Linked DNA regions of Homo sapiens: region 1 is linked to region 2. Evidence: read pairs that join two places in POLR2A ChIA-PET (ENCODE). Cell type or tissue: Caco-2. All regions are shown on one strand. Each heading gives the region's core, and the rest is flanking DNA. Links, peaks and the distances in the headings are about the cores only.

Evidence for each region. ChIA-PET counts read pairs that join two places held together with the same protein. Peaks named below come from ENCODE experiments on the same cell type or tissue, not always from the same donor. Only the 100,000 strongest peaks of a DNase experiment are listed, where the experiment ranks them.
Region 1: POLR2A ChIA-PET joins it to region 2 with 12 read pairs; 2 of 35 experiments call an interaction of 5 or more read pairs at or near these places.

The regions. Positions count from the first base shown.
Region 1 is chr20:61,656,766-61,667,432 of GRCh38, forward strand. The region is part of intron 2 of CDH4 (cadherin 4); the gene reads left to right. Among named protein-coding and RNA genes, the nearest start is that of CDH4-AS2, 58 kb to the right of the region's middle. RefSeq lists enhancers at 5,360-5,873, 5,874-6,387. In Caco-2, for the core only: no CTCF peak of the experiment used is centred there; DNase peaks (open chromatin) are centred at 3,199, 6,114 and 6,901; H3K27me3 peaks cover 410 bases.
Region 2 is chr20:60,954,366-60,965,032 of GRCh38, forward strand. No RefSeq gene overlaps it. Among named protein-coding and RNA genes, the nearest start is that of LINC01718, 120 kb to the right of the region's middle. In Caco-2, for the core only: no CTCF peak of the experiment used is centred there; no DNase peak of the experiment used is centred there.

The DNA of each region.
Region 1 (10,667 bases), core at 1,477-9,476, 700 kb after region 2:
GCAGGGGTCCATTCCTCCAGGAAAGCTGCTGTGTGGCTGCGGGCAAGTCCTGTGCCTCAGCTGTGAAAGGACAGAACCAGCCCAGGTCTTAGGCTGTGTGCAGAGGCTTGGGACACAGGTGCATGTGGAGGCTGCCAGCCTTCACAACCATCAGCGCTCCATGTTGTCACTGCCCAGAAACGCCCACCTGGGATGCACTGGACACACCTCAAAGCAGTTGAGTACAGCTGAGGCCCCCAGAGGCATGTGTCTTAGAGCATCTGCAGAGTCTAGAGCCATTCTTGGGCCAGAGCAGACGCCTGGCAATATTTGAGCAAATCTAATGACTGGGCTTATGCCAAACGCACGCTCAGTCCTTTAGGGTCCACCCAGAGGGATCATCCCTCCCACCCAGGGCTGCGTGGACAAGACCTCTGCACCCTCCTCTTCAGGAGTCAGATCTCCTTCTCATCCTATCTCATGCAAATCTGTTTTTGACACAAACTTAGCTGCTAACAAAACAAGGTTGATTCTCCTACATGCTCTGAATTACGTACGCAGAAGGAGGCTCTGCTCCCCAAACGGGTTGCTTCCACAGAACCTCAAATGGTAACCTGTACACACTTCGCAGATGTATCTTTGAATAACTTCTATAGTTTAGGGGTTATAAAGATACAACCACAAGACTATTTTCAAAGCACCTTAATAATGCCGAGCTTAACCTATTAGTCTTCTGCCCTTTTTTCTCATTTACCAAAAAACATTCTAAAGGATCTCTGCGGAGGCAGATAAGTAGTCTTCCAATTCCCCAGATGGGGAAAACGTGGGGCAGAGTTTCTCCTGCCCTATTCAAGGTTACTGTGAAGGAGAAGACAAACTGTCCTGGAAAGATCTACAGAAGTTGGATGGGCCTTCCATGGCTTTGTGCATTGACATCTGTGCTTTGCTGAAGGGACGTCGATCAAAATGAAGATATTTGCAGAATGCTTAAGAATATAAATGCAGCATTCACCTCGTAGTAAAATGTGGAGCTACATGGGATTTGTGATGGGCCAAAAATCAATAGTGTTAAATCCATGTCAGTAAAATAACCTAATCCTTTAAAAATACAGTGCTGTGCCCATTTGTGCTACGTCACGGTGCCGGGCCTGGGAAGGACACATGTGGAGTGAATTAGAGGCTCGTCACCGGTGGGAGCCAATGGCACTGTGTGTCTTGTGGTTCTGCTTTATGACCCTTTACTGGAGGGAAGCAGAGTGGATTAAGGGAACAGGGCCCCACACAGCTGATTATTTCACCAGCTAATAAGTCTCCCAGGACCCCAGCCAGGCACAGGAGCTCCAGCCTTCCTGCAGGTGCTAAGATCTGGCTGCGCTGTTGGCTGTTGCTTCCCCTGGAGGCTGCTCTCGCTTCCAGATCTCTCTATTAGAGAGGGTTCAAATGCATCTGCAACCCCCGAGCCATCCTCCCTTCCAAGTTCCAGATCTCTATTAAAGAGGGCTCCATCGCACCTGCAACCCCCGAGTCACCATCCTCTCCGAGCTCCGGATCTCTGTATTAGAGAGGGATCCAACATGTCTGCAACCCCGAGTCATTGTCCCCTCCGAGTTCCAGATCTCTCTATTAGAGAGGGCTCCATCGCAGCTGCAATCCCTGAGTCATTGTTCCCTCTGAGCTCGCAGGTGCCCAGGCACCTCAGAGACACTTCCTTCCACTTGGGGTGCTCTGATCTATAGGCTCCGGGTGGGATGAGTGTCCAGGGTAGGACCCCGGGAGCCTGCCCTGCACAAAACTCAGGAGGCCGAGTACCTGCAAGGAGCAAAGGATGGGTGGCCCAGGTCGTTATACACACCAGTGTGGCCCTGGGCAGGGGCTCGCCACCCCATACATGTCCTGGCCCAGGAGCCCTCCTGTCTCAGCACCAGCTGGGGCCCGGGCTTGGGGGTCTGGGGCAGAGCTGTCAAAAGCCCAAGTACCCAGGAACAAAGGAACTGGATAGTCAGAGCTGGGGGAAATACCACCCCCCCACTCCCAGGCAGCAACACCCACAGTGGACATGGAGGCAGACAGGCCTGGTGGGTGAGGCCGAGGGAGGAGGTTGTCCTGTCCTAGTGAACCCAGGGAGGACCAGGGTAGGGGGGAGTGACATGCGGAGAAGGTGTCCCCACAATTCAGAGTGAACCCTTAGATCTCCCTACATCTGTGGCCCCCGGAGCAGCGGCTCACCCTCAAGGCGTTTCTAACAGGCCCCCAGGCTGCTGTGGCTGGTCTTGAACTCATGGTGAGAATCAACCTCATACTCCAATAGTAGCTCCCAATCAGTCTAACACTAAACTGTTCACGGTCGTAGCACCCAGAATGTATTTGATTGGTAAGTGAAATCAATAACAGCAACACCCAAGAGACAGGAAGGAGGGCCTGGGACACGCCACGTGAGGCCCTGCACCACCCGTGACACTCGTGGGGGTTTGAAAGTGGACTTGGATTCTTGTACATCGGGTTAGTGTAGATTGCAAACTCTAGGGCAACCACTAAAACATTATGAAAAGAAGCACAATTGATCCGCTACGGAGAGAAACAGAGTTTTATAGAATGCTCATTTAAAACCAGGGAAGGCAGAAAAAGAAGAAAATGAAAAGAAACAAAGAACAAGTGCAGGGAAGAGAGGGGCTGCGCTGCCCCCCACCTGGGGAGGGGTCTGCTCAGTGGGGCCTGGAGGAAGCTGCCTGCTTCCTGGAGCTCTGGCCTGGCTTTCAAGTGAGCGAAGGGTCTCAGCGGCTTGGAGACAGGAGGAGGGTGGGCCTCAGGCATCCGAGGCTTGGAGGCAGGAGGAGGGTGGGCCTCAGCCATCTGAGGCTTGGAGGCAGGAGGAGGGTGGGCCTCAGCCATCTGAGGCTTGGAGGCAGGAGGAGGGTAGGCCTCAGCCATCTGAGGCTTGGAGGCAGGAGGAGGGTGGGCCTCAGGCATCCGAGGCTTGGAGGCAGGAGGAGGGTGGGCCTCAGCCATCTGAGGCTTGGAGGCAGGAGGAGGGGTGGGCCTCCGGCCCAGGAGCTGGGGCAGGCTGCTTGCAGCGAAGGCCTGGGTGAAGTGGGCGGGCAGAGGCAGGGCTGCAGCTGCAGCCTCTGGAAAAGGAAGCAGCTCCACCTTCTCCTTTGGCTTCCTCAGTCTGTCCCCACCGTGTCTCCTGGCCCCTCCCCAAGCCTGTCTCTGTTCCTGAGTTGTCTATTCCATGCACAGTGGTGGAAAAGCTGCTGAGCAGGGTTCTGGACTCCTGCTTTTCCGGCTGTGATACCCGCTCCCAAGGGGGCAGCTCCTCGGGGATCTGCACCAGCGGTCTTCCACCCCGGAGCTAAGGATGGAAACACCCACAGGTGGCTGCGGCCGGCTGAGCCTTGGGTGACGTGGCGACCTTCCTTTCTCTGACCTTCGTCTCTGGGTGGCCCAGCAGCCCCCATGGGAGCCAGAGGCCGCCCCTCCCCGTCTTTCCTTCTTGTCTTCCCCTGCCTTGGAGCGTGGCCCTGCTGCCCTCCACTTACAACAGAAACGCCCGCAAGGCATCTGTTCTCTTCTTATCAAACAAAGAGTGTTTAATAACTATAATTAATTCACTTTGGTGCTCCTATGAATCAGACATATTAGACAGAAGTCAGTGAATGTTAGCAGTAAAATGCCTCGAAGTGTTCATCATCGAAGGCAGGTGACGCCGGGACTCGCTTGCACCTCACTCTTGGTTCTGCTTTCCCCCAAGTCCTGCGTGTATCCATTTTCAAACATCAGCCGTGGCAAGTCTGTTACATGTGGGTGCGCCTGACTGTTTGAATATGGATTGTGTTTGCAGCTCAGGAGGCAGAGGGGTGGACGGGGCGGTCGTTCCCGGCAGGACCTGTGGGTTCGTGGATGTCACTGAGTCTGGACCCTCTGAGTGGGATGCGACCTCACTCTTGGCTTGGGTCCCAGAAGGCCTAGTCCTCAGCCACCCTGGGCCACCCGGGTTTTGTTTGGCTGGCAGTTGCTTTATACCTGGTTGTTACATTGAAGAAGTAGGTGCTTCGTGGAGATACCTGGACTCCCGCGTGGAACACCCAGCAGGGGTGGAGGAGCCTCTTTGCCCGGTTTCCACAGTCCTGGCAGCTCCACCTGGGCAGCCTTACCGGGACTCATGGTCCCGCAGCCTCTGGAGTTTGTGACTTTGCTCAAGGCCAGCACTAATGAGTCCTCCATCCTTTTCTGCTCTGAATTGCTACTAAGAGCAGATTCTAAAAAATTCTAGTGGCTTTAACAGGATCATTGCCAGAAAGAAGCCATGGATGGAGGGAGGCGGCATGGACAGGAGGCATGGCGGGGGGGGGGGAGACACAGTGCCAGGCTCATGCCAGGTGGGTGCGGTAGGGCAGCTTCTTGCATGTTGCACCTGCTCCCCAAGCTCCACCTGGGAAGGGCCAGAAGGGCCATGGCTGTCACCGTCAGCCGGTGGTTCCGCCCGTCTGGGAGCTGGGAGGCCAGCACCCCCCAGGCTCTCACCAGGCCACCTCTGCAGGGCCAGCTCAGCCAGATGGGAAAGCTGGATTTTGCATCATAAGTCTTGTGTTTTCAGCTTGGAGGGTGGAAGTGAGCACATCATTCTGCCTCAACAACAGGAGGGAAAATGTCGCAAACCAAAACTAAGTCTCTGTTAGAACAAGGTGGTGCTCTCAGATAGCCCTTTAAGTGGGCTTTGCTTTCTGACTTTTTTTTTTTTTTTTTTTTTTAACACTCATACATGTCAGAGTTGGGTCTATAAAGAAACTCTTCTTTTTTAATAGCTGGAGGAAGGGCCTACAGTTGATGCCATCTGCGTCACGGGCATGATCTGACATGCGTCTTCCCAATTAACCCAGGATTAAAAAGAGGGTCTTAGGACCATGGATCCTTCGTGTTTGTCACCTTTGCCTTTGTGTTTGTCACCTTTGTGGCAAGTTGTTGCAAAGACGTCACAGCCACCGCACACATTTCCACTTTGGGTCTGGACTGACCATCTTTGAGTGTCCGCCCATCATTCACCAAACACTGACGCGGCTCGTATGACAGGCCAGGTCTCTGGCAGGTGCGGAGGGTGGGTGCGCCTTCTATGGATCCCCATTTAAATGACCTCATTCACTTGATATTGTGCCGCGGTCCTGTAACATGCAACTGTTGTAGGCACTGGGCAAAGGGTCCACAGGGCCTCCCTTTGCAACTCCCTGTGAACCTCAAATTCTTCCAGGGTACATGTTTTTTAAAAGGTTAATTTGTGAAACCCCAGGTGTGTTGGAATGTCACATCCTATCTGCCTTCCCAAGCTGGGTTTCTCTGGGATTTACCTCCAAGAAGCAGCCTTCCATCCCCCACCACAGGCACAGACCTCCCCTTTGAACCCCAACTGACCCCCCTAATCTGCCATGGCCTGGTGTGTGATCGATGCTGGTAGACCATGCTTTGAGGGAAGTTGTAAAGACAGAGTTCTTCCAAACTGGACCTGCGCTGGACTGCTTGGTGAGAGCGCGTGGGAATGGCCGTGGCAGAGGTAGGCCCTGGGCCCCTTTCTGGAGCCATCGCTGGCTTCCTGGAGCCGCACAGCGCAACCTCTGTCAGGGCAAGTGTAGCACCAGGTTGTGCTGTCCAATTAATGATGAAACAACCTGTCCTCAACGTTCTCAGCTCCGTGCGCGGCTTCACCATTCCGAGCTTGGGAGGACGAGGGCGGCTGCCCAAAGGCACAGGGAAGAGAAGCCTGAATGAGACTCGGACTGAAAGGGACAGGAGCTGGGGGCTGGGGGGCACAGGACGAGCACACAGAGGCCCCCTGAGTCCCCAGCTGTGGCTGTGTGCCTGGAGGACTGGGGCGTGAGGAAAGGACATCTCGCAGGGCGTCAAGTGCACTCAGTCCCCAGGCTGATTAGAGAGAGGAACGGACAGTGTCTGAGGTGAAGCTGTGCCCAGCTGCTCGCGTGGCCAACACAGGGCGGCTCACCTGGACTCCGGCCAGCAAGACTCGGGATGGCGAGGGTACCTGTGCACGCAAATGGGAGGTACCGTTTCCTGCAGCACCCCAGGGAGGCTCACACAGTGCCCTGCCCTCCTATCTCCATGTCCGCCTACAGGGTAGAGCCGGTGGTGCAGGCCCAGGATCGGGACACAGGTCCAGCAGAGGACTGTTAGCGGTCCCTGACTCAGCACCCATCTCTGTCCACTGAGACTCTGCCTGTCCCTCAGGGCCTCTCCTCCTCCCCTCCCCACAGGCACTGGCACAGCGGCCCGGGGTAGAACCCATGGCCCTGACTCACCTCCCCCTCCACCATGGTATTGATGACAATGCTGCCCAGCGCAGGCAGTGTCGACATGAAGCAAACCATTGTTAAAATATTGACTGGAGGAGAAATGGAAATGAGGCTACTGGGCCTGCAGCTCCATGAGTGTCCACGCCTCCGTGTGTGGACTGATGAGGTAAACGTTCTGTGACAAAGCCCCTGTCCCAGAGGAGCTTTCATCGAGGGCTTGGCGCCCACGACAAATGAGTCCACGCAGGAAAGGAGTGGCACCCGCAGGAGGCCTGTGCTGCGGAGCTCCTGGGAGGGTGACGCTGGGGCAGGGGCTGCTGCGGACAAGCGTTGGGAGGCCTCTCTGAGGAGGCAGTGTTTGCGCTGAAACCTAGAAAAAGAGCTGCGTAAAAGACAATAATTCTGAAGGCTCTGGGTCGGGGGCATTTCAGGCGAGGGTCCTAGAAATGCCAATGCTGGGGATGCCGCCGAGTGGGTCAGAGGGGCCGGAGGAAGGTGAACAGGGCAGGGGGCAGTGGGGCTGGATTTTATCCCAAGTGAGTCGGGAGCTGCTGGGACGGCAGGACCGGGTGTGTGTGTCCAAGAGACCATCTTGGCTGCCCAGGGGAAGCGGGGACTCGAGGAGAGCAGGGAGTGCTGTCTTCCCGGCGGGAGCTGGCGGTACTGAGGAAGGACGTGCAGAACCAGGCAGGGCTGACAGACGCGGGGTCGGGGGAAGATCAGGAGCTCCCGGTGTCCAGGCTGCACAATGTGGGCACCACTGAACACGGGGTAAACCAATCACCAGTCACTCCCACGCTGGGTCTTCCAGCTCCCTCGAGGCCGCCCTGGCCCTCCACACTCCCACCGCTGGCGCCAGCATCTGTGCCCGCGGCAGTTTAGAGTGACACTGTCCTCTGTCCAGCACCGGTCCACGTTGAGGTGTCTGTGTGCCACCGGGACCCTTCCGTAGACATGCACCATGAAGACCAGGCCTGGTGACAGGTGCTGAGGGGTCCAAGGGCATTGTGTGGGGGCTGACCGGGCCTCAGTCAGTGCCAGAGAGGACGCCCTGCATGTGTGATTTCCACTGACCCTGCACCGTGGGCCATCCCAGCCTCTCCCCAGTGGAAATGCCTCCCTGCACAGGGTCACACCACTTGCCTCTAGAATCCACCCACTGGGAGAGCAAGTCCAAGGCAGACCCTGGGCCTGTCCGCCCACCCTCCTGGAGCTGTGCTGTCACCTGCCTCTTGACATCCACATGCCCCAGGCATTGCAATGGCCCCTTGTTTATTCCTGTTGCTAGTTTTAAGTCAAAAGCAGGATGGGAAGGATAGGGGACTCCTGGGCCTGGGAGTGGGGTGGGGGCAGAAACCACAGCTGGGGCATGGGGAGAGCTGGTCCCCACTCCTGTGTGGCTGAACACCGCGGCCTTTGCAGCATTCTTCCTTGAAGATCTCCGAAAATGCAGCAGCCTGCATCAGCCGGGCTGGGAGCCGGGCCCAGGAGTCTGGTTTTAAAGCAGCATGCGGAAAGCTGAGAACCCACACCGCATCAAGAGACCCAGGAGCAGGTCTTGCCCCCAAGACCCTCACACGAACACTTCTACTCCCTGAGATGCTTGTGTTCAGAGATAGAGCCTGGGCAGCCCAGAGAAGTTCTCTCAGCCAAGATTCTTCCAGTGACATCTGTGGACGTTGGCTCAGAGCCCAGGCTTCCACCTCAAACACCCTGCCCCAGTTCCTTCCTTCCAGGGGTCTGCCTGCTGAGAAATCAGCAGACTCCCAAGAAATCCATAATCTGTTGCTCTAATGTGGCGTCTTGGTGTCCACAATTTAGACCAATCTTTTCAACACTTATTTGGAAGAGGAAAGCAGCATGAACTGAATGAAGTTTCTTGAAATTAGCAACAGTCATCATATCTGAACAAAGAGGCTGCCCAGAAAATAAGTTTGACAGTTGAAATTACTTCTACCAACCCATTCGTCTGAGATTGAGTAAATGAAAATCTCTAGCTGCCAGGATGTCACCACGTGGGGACGTCGCTGGCACGGGTGGCTCCTCCCTGAGTCAGAAGGGAGGTGGGACGAGTTGAGAAGGACAATCCAGCCGGATCCGGGTGCCGCAGCCTGAAGGGCCCGTGTCTGTTGAGCTGATAGTGGCGTCTTGGTCACACATCACAGACGGGAAGGCGAGCACCATGCTGGTGGGCTGGGGGCGGCCTTGGCCTCCAGACCCAGGAAGCTGCCACCAGGGCTCCCGCCCTTCAATTCGGCAGCTGTTTCTGCTGTTCTCTGGCTTGGCCAGGGTGCTTAATGCTCACTCGTGAAATGGCATACCCAACAATTTGACCTTTCATCAGTTAAGCGATGCTAAAAACAAAAGCAGCCTGGATGTGCAACTGTGGGTTGAGGGGAGGCTGCCCGCAAAGACCAGGGTAGTTTCTCATCAAGGGTTTGCCTTTGAATTTGCAGAGTGCCTTCTTTCCCTGGGTTCTCCCTTTTCGGAGAGCCGAGGTCCCCGTCAGATCTCCTAGTGGGTGATAAATTCCCCCCATGAAGCTCACGTCCCAGGCGGAGGGGCCTGGAGCATCCACCAGCAGCGCTTTGTGATGATGGATGCGAACGAGTGCTCCCGGCAGGCTCATGTTTATTCATTTTTGATGAGGTGTGCACGCAGCCAAGGGCAGCTGAGCTGTCTTACAATACACGGGGGTCACCTAACATCGGATTTATCTCCGACCTTTGAGTGTCTACAGGCAGGCTGGTGGCTGCTGCATGCACAGCGTACACGGTCCTCCAGCAAACCACAGCTGCATTCTCTGGACCCTGGGAATCTGCCAAGCGATATTGGCTGTCAGGAAGCCCAGGAAAATCGCAGCGGTGGGACCGAGGGGCACCTGCGGCTACATATTAAGGTCACGCGTTGGAAGGTTGGTTCCTGCAGTTCTGGGCGGGGTCCAGGTGGGAGAATGGCTGGGGACTCCAAACGCTGACCCTGGCCATCCCATACCATCCAGCCAGCCCCACCCAAATGGACGTTGGGGCCCAAATCCCACTTGTGTTTTCCAAAACGGCAGACAGAAACTGCAAGCCCCATCTTAATCCTGGCTTGCAAGTAAGGCCATGGCCTCCTGCCCTCATCGTCAGGCTATTCTTGATTTTCCCTGCCAAAAAGTGGGGTGGCTGTTGCCACACTTTGTCCAACAGCAGTCATGCCTCCCCACAAGAGATGGCTGCACAGATGAGAGCCACGGTGCCTGGAGCTGGGGAGTCGGCCCTGTAGACGAACTTGAAATTCACCTGAAGAAAAGCTGCTAAGTGAACACCAGCTGCTGCCGGCACAGCCAGGGCCACTGCGTCCCTGCAGCCCGAAGAAATCCACTTCTGCCCTTGGTGCTGGAGCCAATCCCACTGGCAGTGCACAGGCATCAATGCTATGACTTCCATGAAAACAGCCATGGGCTCAGGCGGACAGACTCCCTACAGAGGGAGGATGATGGCATGGCTGATGCTGGCCGAGGTCCACTGAATTCAGAGTCCACATGGAGGACGGAGCTGAGGCCTAGGGCTCACAGAGGCCACATCCGCAGAACTGTTGCTTCCGGAGGGCCAGCCCAGGCAGGACTAGGGACTCCAGGAGGGATCCCATCCCCCTGCAGAGCCCTGAGAACCCCCTCCGCCCCAGATCGCCACTCTCCACACACAGCTCCTGGCTGACCAGATCTTACCCTCGATGGGGTGTTGGGAATCTGCCGGCCACAGTGGCAGGAAGCTGCTCACAGCTCACTGTCAGGAAAGGGTGAAAGAGGCATGAATCCGAAGACAGCAGAGTCTGGGCCCAGCTTCCGCTTCCCCTGGGAGTGTGGTTACACTTGCCAGGGTGGGGGTGCTGTCTTGAGCAAAGCCTGGAGAAGGGTGAGAAGCATCCCTCACCCGCACACCCGGTCAGTCTGTATGTCCAGACGACTGCTCCCTGGCAGCCCACGCAGTGCTGGCACCACAGTCTGTATGGACCGTGCCCTTTGGGCATGACGCCACCATCTCATAAGCTGCACCCAGGGTCCCTGTGGATGTGCTTGATCAGAGAAAATTGGGACAATGTGATGGAGGCAAAGAAGGGGCCGGTCAAGCCAGCACCTGGAGCCACAGTGGTGTGGGAGGCAGGGAGCATGGGGCCACCCCACCCTCAGGAAGGCTGAGAGGGTCTTGGGCAACCAGGTATGTGGAGAAACAGTCGGCCGGGATGGCCCTGCTCACGGAGCCCTCGATGCACATCCCGCCCACCCTGGGGCTCCGCATGCAGCATTTCTATGCACACCATCCTCACCATTCTGTGAGCCAGGGACCACCATGAGCCCTCTTGACAGATGAGGAAACCGGGGAACAGAGAAGCGGGGTTGCATGTCAA
Region 2 (10,667 bases), core at 1,639-9,638:
TCGAGCAGGGTTTGTTCTTCTGTGTCTGGCCTATTTCACTTAGCGCAGTGTCTTCTGTGTTCACTTATGTTGCTAGGGGCTGAGGGAGGGAAATGGGGAAATAGACTCAAGTTCCAGTTAGGAGAGGTGAATAAGTTCCAGAGATCTGCTGAATCACACAGTGGTTAGTGTTACCAATACTGAATAGTGCACTTTAGAATATGTTAAGGGGCCAGATCTCACATTAAGGGTTTTTATTGCAAAATAACAAACTCCCACACAGGAACACACCAGAATGTTTAGAGGTGATGGACATGCTTTGTCTTTTGATTGTGGTGATGGCATCACAGGTGCATACATATGTCCAAATTTATCAAAATGTATAAGTTAAATATGTGCAATTTTTATCAATTATACTTCAAAAAACTTCTAAAAAGTATAGTTAAAGAATCAACTTTTCCTGTAGGAAGGGGAGGAAAGGGACTTTATCATGATAATATAGTATAATTATTTTATGTGCATTGCAAAACTAATATGTATATCATGTATATTTTATGTACATAGCAAAATTCTACCCCCACTGCAATTTAAGTTAACAATCACTGAAGACTCATTTTGTGCCAAGCTATGTACCAGGCACCTAAGACAAGGCTCCACCTGCCAGACCCCACAGTGAAATGGTGCAGAAGTGGTAATAACAGTCAAGTAAATGTAAATACATGATATATGTACATAAACTTATAAATATGAGTAGGTGCATACAATAAGCATATAAATTCATATTCTTATACTGTATATGCAATACATATATGGAAATATGTATATTTATGAGCTTTATCTCATATAAAACTTAAGATAGGATGTTGTTGTCCATCCTGTCATCATGTGCTTTTTGAAAGTGAGGAAATTGAAGCTTAGGAAGTTGAATTAACTTGAACAGTAACACAGACCTCATAATGGGGTATCCCAAAATAAGACTCTGGTGGTCCTATTCCAGAGCCAGAAATACTAATTGTCTTATTGCATTGAAGACAGACACATAAATGGTCAATTTCAATAGAATGGACACTGTTACAAAGGAGGTGTGACTAGATCCTAAATCCATCCTGAAGTTTACTCAGAAGGGAAAAGAGAACACAGCTTTATCAGAGAAATCTAACCATCCAAGAATGCTGGGTTCTTGTAACTGCTTCCATGTTCAGTTTGCTGTGGTATGTTGCTGGGTGCAAATGGATGAAAAAGTCCAGTCTCATACAGATATGCAGTTGGAAGGGAGACGGATTTCAACAGTGTTTACAGATCTCTTCAGTTCCTTGTGCACATTCTTTTTTGATACTATACCAAAACTTAGCAGCAGTCATTTTTTTAAAGGTTACATGCAATGCAAGTCTGAAGTTACATGAATTAACTTTTCATGTTCTATTAAGTGAAAATCCACTGGCCTATTTGAAGTGTAAGGGAATCTTTTACCAGTGCATAATTTGATAACATCATGTTGGTCAGTGGGAAAACAAAAGTTCACTATGTTAGGCAGATTTTCCATTATGCAATATCAGAAAATGAATAACATTTGCTAATATCACCAGATCTCATTAGAAAAGGCTTGAAGTCTGGGGATACTGCCAAGACAATGAGTGTAGATACAAGTTTTCCAAAATTTTTATTTGAACTTAGAAGCTCAAATTTTATCACTGGAAACAAATACTATTCGTTACTTTCCTCAAAGTGACAGGCTCACTTCGTTTATATTTTTAAATACACTTTTTATTTTAGCAGAGTTTTAGGTTTACAGAAAAGTTGTGAAGAGAATGCAGAGTCCACATACACCCCACATCCAATTTCCACTGGTGTGAATACTGATACATTGTTATTAATTTAAGCCCATAGTTTATTCAGATGTCCTTTGTTTTTACCTACGGTCATTTTTCTCACAGAAAAGGATTCTGGGATGCCCCACAGTCCCATCCAGGATATCACAGTGCATTTAGCCATCGTGTCTCCTTAAGCTCATCTTGGTGGTGACAGTTTCTCAGACTTGCCATATTTTTGATGACCCTGGCAGTTTTGAGGAGTACTGGTGTATTCGTCTTTTCTCATGCTGCTAATAAAGACATAGACTAAGACTGGGTAATTTATAAAGGAAAGAGGTTTAATTGATTCACAGTTCAACATGGGTGGGAAGATCTCAGGAAACTTACAGTCATGCTGGAAGGCACCTCTTCACAGGGTGGCAGGAGATCGAGGTGCCCAGCAAAAGGGGGAAAAGTCCCTTATAAAACCATCAGATCTCGTGAGAACTCACTATCATGAGAACATCATGAGGGGGCCAGTCCCATGATCTAAGCACCTGCCACGAGGTCCTTCCCACAATATGTGGGAGTTATGGGAGCTACAGTTCAAGATGAGATTTGAGTGGGGACACAGCCAGACCACATCAACTGGTCAGGTATTTTGTTGAATGTCCTTCAGTTGAGATTTGTCTGATTTTCTTTCTTGTGGTTAGACTGGGGTTATGGGCTTTGGGGAGGAAGACCACAGAGGCAAAGTGCCATTTTCACCACATCTTATCCAGGGAGCATATTTTCAACTCTTGATGTTGACCTTGATCACCTGCTTGCCTCAAGGAGCTTTCATCAGCTTTCTCCCTGATAAGGTTTCCCTTTTCTGTCACCCCCTGCACACTGTGTTCTTTGGAGGGAACTCCCTATGCAGGGTGCAACCTGTACCTAGGGAGTGGGAGTGAGGCACCCCCTCCTTGAGGTTGGAGCACCTACGTGAATTATTTGGAATTCTTCTGCACAGGAGATTGGACCTAATTTATTTTGGTGAAGATTTGCAAAATATCCAAGTCTGAACAACTGTAGTTTATCTGTCAGTTAATCTTTCAAGTAAAACTGCTGTTTCTTGAAAAACAGAGCAGTTCAGTGCTCTGCTCAAATGAGCGTACCGAGTTTTTCCTTGGGGCAGCCATTGGGTCCTGGTAAGCCACAGAAGACCCTTAGGCCCATCTCCCTCATCATCACACAAAGTGTTTGCTCAGAGCACCCAAAGTTCAAGAATTAATAAAATTAATACTTTTTACTGTTTCTATGAGTCAGTTCTTAAGTGATATTGGCATTGCTTTATTTTCCTGAAAAGCGTGGTGATGAAGGGTGCAGGGATGGCCCATGCTGTTCAGTGCCCCATCCTTGGTCCATGCAAAGGTGCCAGCACTTTTGCCTACAGTTGTTCTTGCCCCATCAGTGTTAATGCCAGTGGAAAAGACAGATAATGTCATAGTATGATTGTGAAAATAGTTTTGACTTTATGAACCCTTCAAAAGAGGGTACCCTAGAGGTACCCTGGAGGTCCAGGGGGTACACTTTGGGAACCACTGTCAGAAGGTAAAAACGTAGCTTCCTCTTGACCTAGTTAACCTTAGCTCTCCAGGTCTCTCAGAGAGAATCAAGATCAACCTGCTGTAGTCAACCTGTTGCTCTCCATGGTCCTACAGATTCTCATGGTCACCTTGACTTTGCTCCAGCTGTTCCTCATTTCTGATGCTCTCCTGTACCAGAACAATGGGTGCCTATTGGAAAAGTCACCCTGAAAGCCCCAACGCCACCTCCCCAAGGCCCCAAGTCAGGAAACCGTAAAGTCTTCCTCCTGGTTCCTTTTTGTATTCATTGTCCCCCAGATTTTAAAAATGTCTCCTGCCTTATTACTGATTAATTCATTGAACACTTATTAAGCACCCTATTGTGCTGGTCCCTGGGCTCATTACCTTGAGTGTCCTGCTCTTCCGAAGAGAGAAGATGCACTCAGCCTTTCCAGGCAAATAAAACATTAACCCTTTCCCCTGAGTCTTAAAAAATTTTATTTTGAGCCAGAGTTAAATTATCAGCATATATAAGCCTAGTTATTAATTACATTCCTTCTCATTAAGGAAGTTTCCAGGGTCAAGTTTTCAACTGAAGTTTCTAGGCAGTTTGCCCAAGTAAGGACTTCATTAAGAACCAAGGCAAACATTAAAAAAAAAATGCAGAGAGCTCAAAAGGGACAAGGAAATGGCCAGGGAAGATGGAAAGCCACGTTTTCCTAATTTACTCTCTCACCTCGGGCTCCCTCTTTCGCCCTCTTGGATCTTGGTTGTTGGGGATGAAGAGAGGCCAGCTTTGAAGGGATCTCAGTCATACCTCTAGGGCTCTCAATCTGGAAGTATTTCCAGGAGATGGAAGGAAGAATGCCAAGAAGGACTGCCTGCTCGAAAACGAGAGGTTGGTTTTGTGATTCTGTCTATTGCGATAGATTCATCTGCAAGAAACAGAATCACCAGCTAAGAATGCATTAAACTCAAAGACATGCAATCATCTCACTTAACAAAACGTTTGGAGGGAGAGGATCTTGGGCCTGATGCAGTGGTCCATTGAGGACCCAGGTTCTTCCTCTACTTCCACTCTGCCATCTTCCCTGTGTTGCTGGTTAAGCCTGGGGCTTTCTGCCCTCTGTTTGCACAGCTTTGAGTGTCCCATGCAACGATAACCAAATTCGAGACAGGAAGAAGGAAGGAGCAACTTCTCCTTTCCTCTTTTAATCAGGGAGTAAGCTCCTTCTGAGCCTCCACAGCAGTCTCCCCTTCATGTACCATTGGCCAGAAATGGTTCCATGCTCACCATGAGCCCTTCCTGTGGCAAGTGAGAATGATGTCAAGGTGGGAATGCGTGGTTTATCAAGGGCCCAGCTTCCCTCAGCAGGTAGCCGCTTGAACCAGAGTAGGGTTTCCTGAGCTGGGAAGGGGAGTGGCAATGGTCACAGGAAGGTACCCAGCACTGTTCAGCATGGTAAGTCAAGGAGACCCTTCCCAGGTCCATGTGAGGTTCCCATAGTGTGAGGCTACCAACCATCCATGTTCCCTGGGAGCAAAAGACCCCTTCCTACTCCACCTAACAGATGCAGGCATCCCAGAGAAGCAAAGCGCCCTTCCTAAGATCAATCCCAGGTCCTCCCAAAACCAACATCCATGCTCTCAGCCCTTCCTTCTCGTTGAGGATGTTATGGAGAAAATAAAAGAATCAACTGCATGGGCCTTGGACTAGAGGTTCCTTAAACAGACCCATTCTATTCCTGAAATTCTATTACTTTAATCAATCACCATGATACCAAAATGAAATGCATTTATTCACTGTCATTGTTGGGTAACACAAATTAATATGTAGATACAGATGGCACTGAGTATTTTGAAGCAAAATACAATGTATATCAAAGAAGCAAAAACCATGTACTTATAGGACTGAATAGTTTAAGCAAATTCACAGCATCATTGGGTGTGAATTTGTTGAGCAGAGCACAGCCTTTTGCCTAGAAGTGGCAATTTTTGAACAGCATTAGTTAAAAAGATAAACCTCCCCACAAAGGAGAAAATTTCTAAGACCTATATAGTAACACAATGTTTTATGGGGTGAAAAGTCATAGAGATGACAGATGAGATGAGATGAGATGAGATGAGAGGAATTGATGGATACAAGGACAGATATAGGCAGGTGGAGCATCATCGTCATTGCATATTCACCCACCCCCAACACTGAATAATAGTAACATCCAGATGGAAATCTCAATGCTCTCAGGACACCTGAGGGCATCAAAACTTTTCTAAGGCCCCAAAGCTAACTCCCTCTGAAGGGTTTTCTTGCATCAGCTCATTAGTAAGATTCTTGGTCACTTTCTACAGTCTCCACCCAGTTTTGAAATACTGAGAATTTCAAGAATTAAGATGAGCGAACTTTCTAATCTGCCAGTGTGAACATAACTAAACCAGCTTCCCTGGGAAAACCACAACTTCTGAAGAAGCCACATCTGAATGCTGGGGTCCATCAAATGCACGTCTTGCATTTGAAAATCAAGGGTATCCCCCAGAGGAGCCTGCACCTGGAGACACACTTTAAACCACTCATTCCTCTGGGAGAGAAATAAATTCCCAGTATTTTAGTAAATTGCTGCCTAAGAAGGGCAGAGAAGAGACAATAGAGTCGGTTGCTTCAGTTCCTTGTGACTTCAGAAACCACTCAGGAGACCGGAAACTTTCCCAGCTTGTTATAAGATTAATAATTTCTGGGGTCTTGCTTACACAGAAATGGAAAAATAGAAGATTGTTTCGTGTTCATCTTTTCTTCCCACCTCATGCATTTTTCTTCTCAAGCATTCACACTTTGCCTCAGCTGAAGAGTTATTTGATTAATTTGCCGTTTGGTTTATTTTCCTTGTGACACCATCTTGCCCTGCAGTGTCGCTGGGCACCCTGGCCTCACCCCTGGCTCTGAGCCCATGGGTTTGGATTCTATCGCTGGTCTAGGCAGCTGACTCCGCTCACACTTCTGATTCTCCCATCGATGGTGCCACCTGCTCTGCTCTGGAAGCTTCTGGTTCCTTGTCTGCCAGCAGAGACATTCACACCTGCACCACAGGTGCACCCACATGAAGAGGAGGCTGCTCATCCACTCTCTGTGCCCCCTACTTTCCTTGTTACCAAACCCTCAGAATCATTTCATCACCATCCAAATTAATGTTAATAGCACCTATCATTTCTTGGCATTAACACATTACCCTAACAGTACACGAAAGACGTTACATGTGCTCTCTGGGGCAAGCAGAGTCCTAAGATGGACCCCAGTGAGTCCTACCCTTGTGCAATCCCCTCACCTTGACCCTCTAGCATAAGCAGAGCCTCTGAGTTGCTTCCAGTCAACAGAACACGGCACAGGCATTGGGATGTCTCTCTTGGCTACATGGCACCCCACAGAGATGTCATCTTCACAGACTGCACTGGAAGAAACCCCTGCTGGCCTTGAAGGAGCCTCCATGTCATCAGAGGGTCTATGAGAGTTGGCACCCCTAAGACCTGAGAACAGCTCCTGGCTGACAGCCAGCAAGAATACAGAGACCTCAGTCCTACAGCTGCAAAGAACTGAATTCCAGCCAACAGCCATGTGAGCTGGGAAGAGAAATCAGAGGAGCACTGCCTGGCTGACACCTCCGCCACCAGCTGAAACCCCACGCTTGACCATGAAAATGTATCCTGAGATCAGTGCTTGCCGTTTTAAGTCACTATATTTGTGGCACTTTGTTCTAGACCACAGATATCTTCTACACTGGCTCATGGAATTCTCACCACAGCCGCAGAGCACAGGCAGAATTAATGTAGTGCTTCTCAAAGTGTGGTCCTCAGACCAGCAGTGTCAGCATCCTCAGACCAGCAGTATCAGCATCCTCAGACCAGCAGTAACAGCATCCACAGACCAGCAGTATCAGCATCCGCAGACCAGCAGTATCAGCGTCACCTAAGGGCTTGTTAGAAGGGCCAGCTCTCAGGCCTCTCCCCAGATCTGCTAAATCAGAAACACTGGGTGTGAGGCCCAGCAGTCTGTACTTGGGCAAGGCCTCCAGGTGACCTTGGGGCACCTTCAAGCCTGAGAACCACTGGATCAGCCAGCTCTTTAAAGTTGCAGGTGATGAGAAACAAACCCCAAATTCTCTTCGGCACCGCGCAGGGAGTTTGTGGCCTTGTCAGGTAGGAAAATGCAGAAGGACGACTGGCTTTAGGCTCGGCTGGATCCAGGAGCTCAGCCTATTGTTGACTTTGATTTGGCCACATCATGGCTACAGGTGGGCTGTGAGTGGAGAGAGGTGAGGTGCATCAGAGGACAGCCAAGCTCAGAAAGAGGAGTGGATGGACATCGACAGGAAGCAAGCACAGAAATTGCAGGTGCTCCCCGCACAGTGAACAGTGTTTGTCATCTTCACCTCTCAGATAAGCAAACTGAGGACTCCAGAGTTAGGAATGTATCAGGGCCTCAAGGCTGGGATGTGGCAGAACAGAAACTCAAACCTGCTTTCCTTGTTCCTAAATGTCATCTAACTGAGTTACCCAGGATGGCTTCCAGAAGAGGCGAGCATGTGTAGGAAGAGGGGGCACTTTCTTTTTTTTCAAAAAAAGAAAAAGCTGCAACTCAGGAAGGGAGGCGGCCAGTCTCCCAAAGTTCACCTAATAAGAGGATATCAGCCCAACCATCTTTCATATTCTAACCCTGTGTGACTTTGGGTTGCTTTGGGGGCCTCTGAGGACATTTTTCTCACTGGACATCACTGCACGGTTGTCCAGGTTACTCACTTCCACAAAGCCTGATGGGCTCCTCCATGTGGAAACCAGAGCCAGGTGTGCCACCCAAGCAGGTGCCCTCACCCCAGCCATGGCGGGACTGTCTGTGCAGCTTCCAACACCCGCCTCCCAGAGCAGCAGGGTGAAAGTCCAGCTTCCCTGGGGAATCAGTCATTTCCCCTCAGGCCAGTTCTCAGCATCCCTGGAGATCATCCTAGGGTCCTCAGTGAAGGCAGCAAATTGCATAACAAAAACTTTATCAGGAGGAGAGTTTGAAAAAGCCTCTCTTGGAGGGCCACAGTGGGTTTCGGTGAGGTAACCAAAGTCTCCTTTCCCAGGTGAGGACTGAAGCCAATTAGCAGCTCAGGGGCTGAGACGCTGGCCTCAAACTGAAACATCAGCAAATTCTGTGAAACTTGGTGAGATAAAGAATCTCATTTAGGACTAAAGAAGACTTTTTCCTCTCTTGTCTCAGATTCTCTACAGATACAATCATTTTCAGAAAGCCAGTAGCAAGAAAAAAAAATTTCCACGGTTCTCTCATCCCAGAAATGCACTCAGTGACTTGATGTTTTTAAAATACATATTCAAGATACAATAAGGAGCTTCAAATATTTTTAGATATCATGCAGTGCTGGAGAAGTGAGAGTGTGGAGAAAAGCAACTGCCCCATGCTGAACCCAGTGCAAAGCACCCTGATGACAGTAAGAAGTCAGCCAGGAGTTTTATACATACTTACCATGATCAAATAGGTGTAAAAACATCAGGAGAAGTGTTGAAGTAAACTTATTTGTAAGAGGCACATTCAAAATTTCCATTAGAAAAGTTACCAAGCACGTGGTTTATATGCTCATGTAAACTTTTCTGGGAAAGTCTCCAAATTTGTTGAGAACATGGACAATTTCTACCTAGTTCCAGTGATGTGTTTGGATTCTGGTCCTTGGAAGACAGAAAAAATTACCCTTTACTGAGAAACGCTTTCCTGTGAAGACACTGATTACAGAATTAAAAGATGCCCACTGTATTTCCATCGTGAAACAATGCACACAGATTCCTAAGTACTATTTACATTGTTGAAAATAGACTGTGTGACTCCCAGGCATGTTGTGGTCTGTCTTGTATATGTAGGAGGTTTGCTGTTGTGATTTTTAAATGTTAGAAAATTTCATTTAAAAACAGTAGCTCTTCTCAATCCAGTTTCAAAATGCAGTCACACATATGCACCACAGAACAGTATGATTATATTAATCTTCTTTCATGATTCTGAACTTATATGCAATACAATGGGCAGACACTAACATCTCCAATTTCTCATGAGTACTTTTGAAAGCTGCATTTCATTTGAAAGCAATATTTACAAAACTCTCACTTGGCTGTGGTTTTTGCATAGCGATTAATTTTCAATAGAGGAAACCTGGAGAAAATTCCTTCATCTTTTCCCTGGTTCTCTTGGAAGGATTAGAAAATGTGGTGTTAGCTCCTGCAGCTTTCCAGTAACCATTTGGCATGACCTCTCGTTACCGTGTTATTGGAAAGAACACAGGATTCTTTGGGGAACACAGATGTGGCTTCTGCACACATACCGTGCTGGAAGGTTAAACTGTTAATGCCAAATTTCTTTACAGATGAATTTACCTTTTCCTGATGCAGAGATGCAACTGAGGATTGGGGATTTAGGATAATCTTTCAGGGAAACAAATGCAAACACTGTACAAACAGAGATGGGTGACGTTAGCACTCTGCAGGCCCACCTCCTTGCTGAAACCTGCCTCCTTTCTATCTGAGGACAGCTGTCACTCACTTCCAGAGTCCATTTTAATGCTGTGATGATGTTTTCACTCCAAGGCAGCTACCACGGGCCTTTTGTCTTCCTGTCATTCTCTCTGCATTAAAATATTAATATGCATTCTCTGAAGGAATTATTGATGAAGTATAGATTCTGGAATAAAATGGATATTTCTCATGACTTCAAAACTGATTGACTAATCCTGGGTCATATCTACCACTAGATTGATTTGTTAAGGTTTTATGAAAAGAAATAGGAATACTAATTGATATTGAGGATGAAAATATGGCCTGAAGAAAGCATAACTACAAATCATTAGACAAAATCAAGTTGGCTGTTTTAGTGTGGCCAGCTAGTTGTACTTGAAATGTGTAGGATGGGGGAGCTTTTGTGCAATGAGAGGTTGGGGGGAGGTAGCTTTTGTTCAACACTCTAAATCTGAACATCCTGATAGATGTTATTTATTTATTATTTATTTATTTTGGAAGAAGGTTTATTGTAACACTGGCTACTGGTTACCTCCTTTGGTTGCAGTGACAGAAACTGAATTCGAATCAGCTTAGGCATGATGGAGTCATCGACCAGCTCCTCCAGCCGGGTCTAAGGAGGGAGGCTCTTCAGGAACACCTGGACCCAGGGGCTGTGAGGATGGCACATTCCCCTCTCTGCATCTCTCTGCAATTTTTAACCTCAGCTTGGTATCATGACACGTGCAGATTCCCCGTCTTCCAGAACATGGAGACACAGTGATCAACAGTGACCCAAGTTCCC